Regions from separate parts of the Homo sapiens genome. Here region 2 is linked to region 1. Evidence: read pairs that join two places in POLR2A ChIA-PET (ENCODE). Cell type or tissue: GM12878. All regions are shown on one strand. Each heading gives the region's core, and the rest is flanking DNA. Links, peaks and the distances in the headings are about the cores only. Region 1 overlaps STK17B (serine/threonine kinase 17b). Region 2 overlaps HECW2 (HECT, C2 and WW domain containing E3 ubiquitin protein ligase 2).

The links. Peaks named below come from ENCODE experiments on the same cell type or tissue, not always from the same donor. Only the 100,000 strongest peaks of a DNase experiment are listed, where the experiment ranks them.
Region 2: POLR2A ChIA-PET joins it to region 1 with 5 read pairs; 1 of 35 experiments calls an interaction of 5 or more read pairs at or near these places.

The regions. Positions count from the first base shown.
Region 1 is chr2:196,148,698-196,153,099 of GRCh38, forward strand. The region is part of intron 3 of STK17B (serine/threonine kinase 17b); the gene reads right to left. Among named protein-coding and RNA genes, the nearest start is that of STK17B, 21 kb to the right of the region's middle. In GM12878, for the core only: no CTCF peak of the experiment used is centred there; DNase peaks (open chromatin) are centred at 1,400 and 2,509; H3K4me3 peaks cover 231 bases; H3K27ac peaks cover 2,377 bases.
Region 2 is chr2:196,377,606-196,382,007 of GRCh38, forward strand. The region is part of intron 2 of HECW2 (HECT, C2 and WW domain containing E3 ubiquitin protein ligase 2); the gene reads right to left. Among named protein-coding and RNA genes, the nearest start is that of HECW2-AS1, 120 kb to the left of the region's middle. RefSeq lists enhancers at 1-75, 2,790-2,929. In GM12878, for the core only: no CTCF peak of the experiment used is centred there; a DNase peak (open chromatin) is centred at 2,614; H3K27ac peaks cover 3,780 bases.

The DNA.
Region 1 (4,402 bases), core at 284-4,283:
ATTGTTTAGGTAAGACATTTATTCTTGAATACTTTATGATTATTTACCAACATTTTATATTACAAATTCGTTAAAGTTACTTCAATAACCAGAACACTCCACCAATTCTAAAATTAAAAACAAAATACAAGAAAGTAAAGTGAAAGTATGGAAAGCAATTCCCAGTGCCTAGGAAGAGACAGGATAGCATGGTGCATATAGGAGTGCTTACTGAAATCAAGACTGCCTGGGTTTCACTCTAGCTCTGTCACTAACTAGGCTAGGTGAACTGGGACAAAATGTGCCTCTGTTTCTTCTACTGTAATGTGAATAATAGAATAGCTCCTACTTCATGGTCTAAGAATTAAATTGGATAATCCACATAAAGTATTGAGCACAAACATCCTAGAAGAATCAAAGCAGATCGTTTCAATAAATACTTATCACAGTGTCTGACACACGGTAAATATTCAATAGATAACAGCTATTTTTTTTTTTTTTTCCTGAGACTGAGTCTTGCTCTGTCGCCCAGGCTGGAGTGCAGTAGTGCAATCTCTACTCACCGCAACCTCCCCGTCCTGGGTTCAAGCAATTCTCCTGCCTCAGTCTCCCGAGTTGCTAGGACTACAGGCGCGTGGCACCACACCCGGCTAATTTTTTGTATTTTTTAGTGGAGACTGGGTTTCACCGTGTTAGCCAGGATGGTCTCCATCTCCTGACCTCGTGATCCGCCCGCCTCGGCCTCCCAAAGTGCTGTGATTACAGGCATGAGCCACTGGGCCCAGCCAATATCAGCTATTATAATGAGCCAACAAACATTAATTGCAAATCTAGCCAACATCTCGCCTTTCCAAATTTTGGGACTTTTTGTTGAACTCTGATTTTGAAGGAAATTTTTAAAGTCTTTGCTAAATTAAAATCTATTTTTAGAAACACTATATGGTACATATAAAGATGCACACACTATATTCTTAAGTGAAAAAGGAGAGTTACAATAGAATATGCCCAGTAGATCAAAATGTTGTCTCTAAAAGTACATACGCACAGACCAAAAAATAAGAATAATTTTTAAATACAGGAACATATCATAAAGTAACCATCATTTACATGTGATTTCCCTTTTCTGTATCTCCTAAATTTAACACAATGAATGGGTGTTACTTTTATAATCAGGGAAAGTATCCTCAGAGTTTTTTGCTTGTTTTAATAATAAGATCAAATAAAATACTATGATTGTCAGCCAATCACACTGTCTCTTCCTTTTAGTTTGACAAGCTGACCAATGTATTTCGTAGGACTGCCATTTCTCACACAACAGAGGAACATAGGTGGAGCTACAGAAAATACGAAAATTAGGAAGACTTAAGAGGAGGGAAAGAACTGATAACACAAGCAGCAAATTGCAGAAGTTGGCAGAAATTGGAAAAAGAAACAGAAGCAGTGAGTAGCAAACAAGACTTCTGTTAAGGAAACCACCCTGAGCAGTCACCCAGAGCAGTGACTAAAAAAAAAAAAAAAAAAAAAAAAGACAAAAAAGAAAAAGAAAAATATCTACAGTCAGAAAAGCCGCCTATATCATTATCATTGACCTGGGAGATAAATCAGGTGACTTCTGCTCTTTCTCTCTAAAAAGAGTTTGTCCCTTGCAGGGATATCAACAAAAGAAATTTAGAAATTCAGCATCTATGTTCACTTGCTAATGCATATATACATGTGCTATGTGTGAGAATACGTGATAAGAGTACTTTAGCACAGGTTACACAGTCATGAAAACCTATGTGCTATATATTATCTAGCTCTACATCTGTCTTTTATAGGGAACAGCAAGTAGAGAAGATCTTTTAGAAATATTCCTATAACATAAAGTTAATACATGAAAGATTAAAATCAGAATATTTTCCTATCAAAAATGATAGATTTCTGTGAGTTATAGAGAGCCAAGATTTTCAGTAAAACAAAGTAATATCTCAATTACCCATAAAATGCAAATCTAGTCATATAGCTTTGAAAAGCCATGGTAAAGATTTTTAAAATAAGCATTTATTTCCAGTGATCAAAACGAACTTGTTTTAAAATTTGAATATTAAGAGTCTCTTTAAAATTATATTCCTATGCTAATGGGAGAAACAAAGTCCATGGGATTTTAGAATGGAAAGACATTAGAATATTAACTAGACATATGATGTGAATACCAATCTCCCTTTTTGGAGGATTGTTTTAAAAATCAAATGAGAATACAGATAACGTGCCTATCACAGTGCCTGCCAGAGTGTAAATGTTCAACATACGTTATGGTTGAAATTGTTAAGATCATATTAAAATGTTATTTCTCTGGTGATTGAGATCATTCCAGAAGGTAAGGCTTTCTGTTTTGCATGTTTTGTTACAGTCTCCATCCTTTTCTGTTGGGTACTTAATATTTACTTAGAGATGTTTAGTAGACAAAATTTCTTGACAAAAAGAAAATAGCATTCTCACATAATCTCAGAGTTGTCTCTGATGAATGTAAGTTCCCCTTTTGATTTTCACTATTTCTAGGACAAAGTTTTTGTTCTGTGTTCTCCAAAAGGTAAGTTTTTTTTTTTTGAGACGACTCTCGCTCTGTCGCCCAGACTGGGGTGCAGTGGTGTGATCTCGGCTCACTGCAAGCTCCGCCTCCTGGGTTCACACCACTCTCCTGCCTCAGCCTCCCGAGTAGCTGGGACTACAGGCACCTGGCTAATTTTCTGTATTTTTAGTAGAGATGGGGTTTCACTGTGTTAGCCAGGATGGTCTCGATCTCCTGACCTCGAGATCCGCCCACCTTGGCCTCCCAAAGTGCTGGGATTACAGGTGTGAGCCACCGTGTCCAGCCAAAGGTAAGTATTTTTTATGACCAACTTTAATTTGCTCAAAATGCAGCACTGAAAACTTAGTATGTCCAATTAGATAATACCTTCCTTCCAGAAGTTTTTTAAAAAGATTTTTAATATGTATAGCTATATTTTATTTAATTCTACAAATATGCTTTAAAGACACTTGGTATGGAAAAGTCTTTGTCTCATGGATAGTGGTGATGGAATGACTCAATTATCCTCAAATTTTCCTCCATATGTATAAATAGATCTAATACTACCTTCCAGAAAAGTAAGATTTATATTACTTTCTGAAGAAATAAAAGGCTAAAACAATCATGTAGACTTCATAACTGGCAATGAAATACTTTCCTATGAACTATGTATTAAAATAAGAAGGGAAAGATTTTAATAATTGTTAAAAGTGACAAGCAGGTTGCAAGAATTTGAGATTAATTCACAAAAGTAAACTGATTCAAAAAATAGGTTAGGTAGAGGCAAAACAAAACACAAAAGCAAAAAGAGGCTATAGTTGTTCCAGAAGAAAGTTCTAGATTGATTCATATAATTAGCAAATGTACAAATCAAAAAAGTGCCTTTTTTTTTTTTTTTTTGAGACGAAGTCTCGCTCTATTGCCCAGCCTGGCGCGTAGTGGTGCGATCTCAGCTCACTGCAACCTCTGCCTCCCAGGTTCAAGCAATTCTCCTGCCTCAGCCTCCTGAGTAGCTGGGACTACAGGCATGCGCCAACACGCCCGGCTAATTTTTTGTATTTTTTAGTAGAGACAGGGTTTCACCCTGTTAGCCAGAATAGTCTCCATCTCCTGACCTCATGATCCTCCTGCCCTGGCCTCCCAAAGTGCTGGGATTACAGGCGTGAGCCACCACCCCCGGCCAAAAAAGTGCCTTTTAAAAGTGATTGTGTGCTGCTCATATGGAAGGAAATTTGACAACATCTAATAAAACTACATATGCATTTACTCTTTGACCAGCAATCATTCTTCTAGGAATTTACTCTAAAGCTACATCTCCATAATAATTCCCATTTACAGAAGGTCGACTAAAGCAAGATCCAACCATACAACAGAGTACTATGCAGCCATTTAAGAAACTGGCCATAATAATAGTCAAAAAGATGCCTATGAACTAATGTAGAATGATTTCTGGAATATATTCTTAAGTAAACAAACAAAAATACAAGGTGCAAAGGAGTATATATACTACATTTTCTGTAAGTAAGAATATTAAATATATACAAGTTTGCTTATATATGCAAGAAGAAACATATAAAGAATGAGCCAGAATGAATAAATGTGGTTAGCTACATAGGTATGGTTGGAAGAGAGCAGAAGGAATAGGAATGAGAGCAAGATTTTGCAGTACAGGGGATACATGTTTATACATTTTTTGTGTGGTTTAAAAAAACAATTATTTATTTTTTATTTTTTTAATATATGGAGATGAGGGTCTCAGTTTGTTGCCCAGGCTGGTCTCGAACTCCTGGATTCAAGGGATCCTCCGGCCTCGGCCTCCCAAATTGCTAGGATTACAGGCATGAGCTACTATGCCTGGCCACATTTTTTTAAGTT
Region 2 (4,402 bases), core at 208-4,207, 230 kb after region 1:
TGGGTTCCTCCCACAATACGTGGGAACTGTGGGAGCCACAGTTCAAGATGAGATTTGGGTGGGAACATAGCCAAACCATATCATGCAGATTTTCCTGAAATATCCTCAGCATAGTTAATGCATGAATGAAGCAAAGTTTCCATTTTACAAATTTCTCATGCAATAACAATTGCAACATCTGAAAGCACTTAAAATAAGTTTTTCTCACTGTTTCTTACCAGCAGATTAAGTCAATACTGCTAAGCCAAATTAGAAAATGTGAACCAAACAAACAAGCAAAATACAAAAGAGAAAAAAAGGAAAGAAAATCAAGAAGTATATATTTTCTTGGCACAAGTTTACTCAGATGCAGTCTCACAAAGCATTTCTGCAATTATTTTAAAAACAAGTTCCACTGTTAAATCTGTGTTCAGATTAGTTTTGCACGTATTACTCTAAGAGTAGCAAAATCACAACTGTCTCCTCTTTGGCCTTTCCTTGGGTTGGGAGTCAATGGGACTGCCATAAGTAGAGCAGAGTGGTTAAAAACCCAAGCTCAGAAGTCAGATTCCTAAGTTTAAATTCAGGCCCTACCATGTCATCTTTTTGTCATCTTGGCTAAATCACTTTAATTCCCATTGCCTAGGGCTGAAATAGCATATATACTGCACCACCACCCCCATACACACACAATTTCATACAATGTGCTTTTATTTATGAAAAGAAACACGGAAATGATAAAGAAGAAGCCACCACAAATGGTTACCTACAGAGAGAATAAGTGTTCAGAGTGGAGATACCAGGGATAAAATATAAAACTACTCTTAAAACACCTTCTTGTATAGCTTTCCCCATTGGCCCAATTAGAATATTTTCAAAACCCTGCAATTCATTAGAACACATGAAAATAAAATGTTTAAACACGAGTTCATAGCAATATTAAAATATATGTAGCCCCTAAATAAAATAAAAGTAAAACTCATTAGTCACAATTGACAATAACTAGGGCACCAATGCCCACATATTCTGAAAACTGTCATTGAAAATTAAAGAATTAAGCATCATTTTGCTTTTCCAGAATGAACAGTATTTCAAAGGTACTAACAAGCCATGAGGAGAAGTGCTTTTTACATAAGAATTCCAGGAAATAAGTACAGAAGAAATAAGATAATTACAAAATTCATAATTTTTCAATGCATAAGAAAATAATATATTTGAAAACATTAGACAAAAAAATCAATGAGAAACATTCTAACGAAGACATTACGCTGCCACAACTTGAACCCACTAATCAATCTTAGCATCACGAAGAATGGGGCAGTCAGACTCTTGTGTAACTTTTGATGGAATGCAACATGAAGTACACAGCACCACCAAAGAAGCATCCTTGGGGAAAAACATTAACTTGATGATATTCAAGACCCTTTTGGTTAACCTCCAATTTATAAGAAATAAGGGAGTCAGTGGAACAAGTTAAAAGACAATACCAGTGAGCAAAAAAAAAAACAAATCCTGAATGTGAGACATTCTCAAGGACAACAGATACAGTTGTCACTGGCACTGTGAAAAATGAAAGGAAAAAATGATAGTGAAAAGAGTCAGATAAAACTAATGCACTCTAAATAAGTCTATTTTTATTTACAGTTCAAAAACAGGCAAAACTAACCTACAATCAAGCCTTAAGGAGGCTGTGATTGGGAGTATGAGAAGGACTTTTGAGGTGCTGAGAATACTCTATGTCCTGATCTGGGTGGCAGTTATACAGGTCTACACATACGTAAATGTTCATTACACAGTACACTTAAGATTATGGCAACTTGGCTGGGCGTGGTGGCTCATGCCTGTAATCCCAGCACTTTGGGAGGTCGAGGCGGGTGGATCACGAGGTCAGGAGATCGAAACCATCCTGGCTAACATGGTGAAACCCCGTCTCTACTAAAAATACAAAAAATTAGCCAGGCGTGGTGGCGGGCGCCTGTAGTCCCAGCTACTCAGGAGGCTGAGGCAGGAGGATGGCATGAACCCGGGAGGCAGAGCTTGCAGTGAGCTGAGATCACACCACTGCACTCCAGCCTGGGCGACAGAGCAATACTCCGTCTCAAAAAAAAAAAAAAAAAAACAAAAAGATTATGGCACCTTAAGGACTTTCCTAAATATGTGCAATTCCTCAATAAAACAATAAAAGAGACATAATTAGCCTATGGTGTTTGAAGTCAGGACAATGGTTACCTTTAAGGAAGAGTGTTACTGAGAAGATGCAAGAGCCATAAATTTATGATGATTTTACTTCTCTGCATGTATGCTATTCTCCAGCAAAAAAAAAAAAAAAAGGATGAGGGGAGAAGGTACTGCTCTACATTAAAGGTGACATAATAAATAAATTGTTAACTGGATTTTGCTTAAATCAATTATTTTTGAGAAACAGTGAAATTTTAATATTAGATAATTCTTGTGTATAATATTAAGCATAATAAAGACATTTTGCTTATTTAAGAAAATATCCCTATTAGAAGTTCATAGGGGTGAAGCAGTTGTCCTGTGTGGCTATTTAAGTCCCTGCTCAGTTCACTCAGTGGTTGGATAACAAATGCACAAAGATTTGCTTAAATGCACTCAATCAGTAAGTCCCCCAGCCTTTGCTGATGGGCTGTGTGTGTTTGATGGAACACTCCTTCAGTACTCTAAGCAGTTTATAGCTCTGCCTTAACTTTTACTTCCTGCTTGCACAGAGCCTGAAGGTCAGGCACAGAAGAAAATAAGGTCTCTCCTGGGTATGCACACAGCCCTTTGTATGCATTTGGCTTTCCCAATTCCCAGGAATATATTTGAGCTTTTCAAAGCCTGCTATGCACATCTCTTTCTCTATATTGTCCTTTTCCGTTTTTTTCTGTTAGTCCCTTATGTGCCCCAAGTGGTATTGCCACCTCAGGTAAGTGCAGTGTTAAACAACTGTCATTGGTTGTTTTTGAAAAGTGTTCTGGTGATAGGGTTGTTTGCACCAAAGAAGCTATGAGCCAGGTTAACGAAAGTCCTGCAAATGGGGCTTTTCCAGAGAGCTGCCAGACATGTCAGGTAGTGACAATTCTCTAACAGGGATGAGGTTTTTGGGGAAGCTCCAAACCCATTCTGCTGCCGTTAGTGGCTCGTAAGGTGTGTTTGTTTTCATGACTACCATGGTTGCAGAGCTTCTGGTTTTCAGTTATTGCAGAGCTGGGGAGACAGGAATGATAAAAGGCAAGTCATAATAAAATGTTACACAGCCAAAGCCTACTGTGCTGAGTTCAACCTGTTTCTTGAATAAATGCTCCTCATGTACTTGAAAGCTTTTGGCTGATTTCCAGAGTTCTAAAAAAGTTGACTTTTGCAATTTTCTCCAGTGTTTTCATTGCTTTTTTGGGGAGCAGAATGTGGTGGTGGGGGTTCTCACTCTACCATTCCCGAAGTGCTTCTCCTCACAATCATCCCTTGAAGATTAGATTGGGGTAAGAAAACCCCTGACCTAAGCCCCGTAGGAAAACCCTACCCGGCTTCTCAGCTGCCATTTACAATAAGCACAGTTGCTTAAAGCATGATGCTCTTTAGAAAGTCTAAAGTCCCTTAAGACACTGTTCTGTGACCATGAACCTCACCAATCACCCCACATGGTTCTCACGTCACTGAGTCTAAGGATCAGTTCAGCACAAAGTCATCCCTCCTACTAGAAAAATGATTAAATTCAGCATGTCCTACTAACCATGTGGACTATGATAGTAGCTTCTATGAAGGTTTTATCTTCATTTCATAATGCTTTGGTGCCTTAGCTGTTAATAAGTTGTAAATCAGTATAGAAAAATAAAGTAAAATCAATGTCCATATAAAATTCTACCCAAAATCAACCAACAGTGAAATTTTCAAGCAGGTCACTGGTTTCTCATAGCGTCAGGATTATAAAGAAGCAGGTTCCAGTCTATTAATAGCCAGAAAATGTTCCTTATATTATAATAAATAAAAGTAGACGAAAAGTTCTGGGAAGTCAGGAAGCAGACATTTGCCTCCTACCAGGAGGGCAAGAGTTTCCCAGAAATCAGACCCAGCTGAGGTTATAAGGGTCATTAGTAAGGCAACATCCCCATGATAAGGTTCTCTGTGGACCATGACTAGAAGTCTAGTGTGATATAAAGAAGACAGCTTTCCTAAACTGCCAGATTTCCTGCAGAAATCTACTGCAGGACACAGCTGACATTAGTCTTTAACTAGTTTAAACTGAAATAAAATTAAACGTAATATTAAGCAAGACAAAACACTAATGTGATTTAAATATATACATATATGTATGATTATTCATTACAGCACTATTTGTTTGTAATAGAGAAAACTGGAGACAATTTAAATGTCCACTACTTAACCCATCAAATATACCAGTTAATAAATTATGTTACATCTC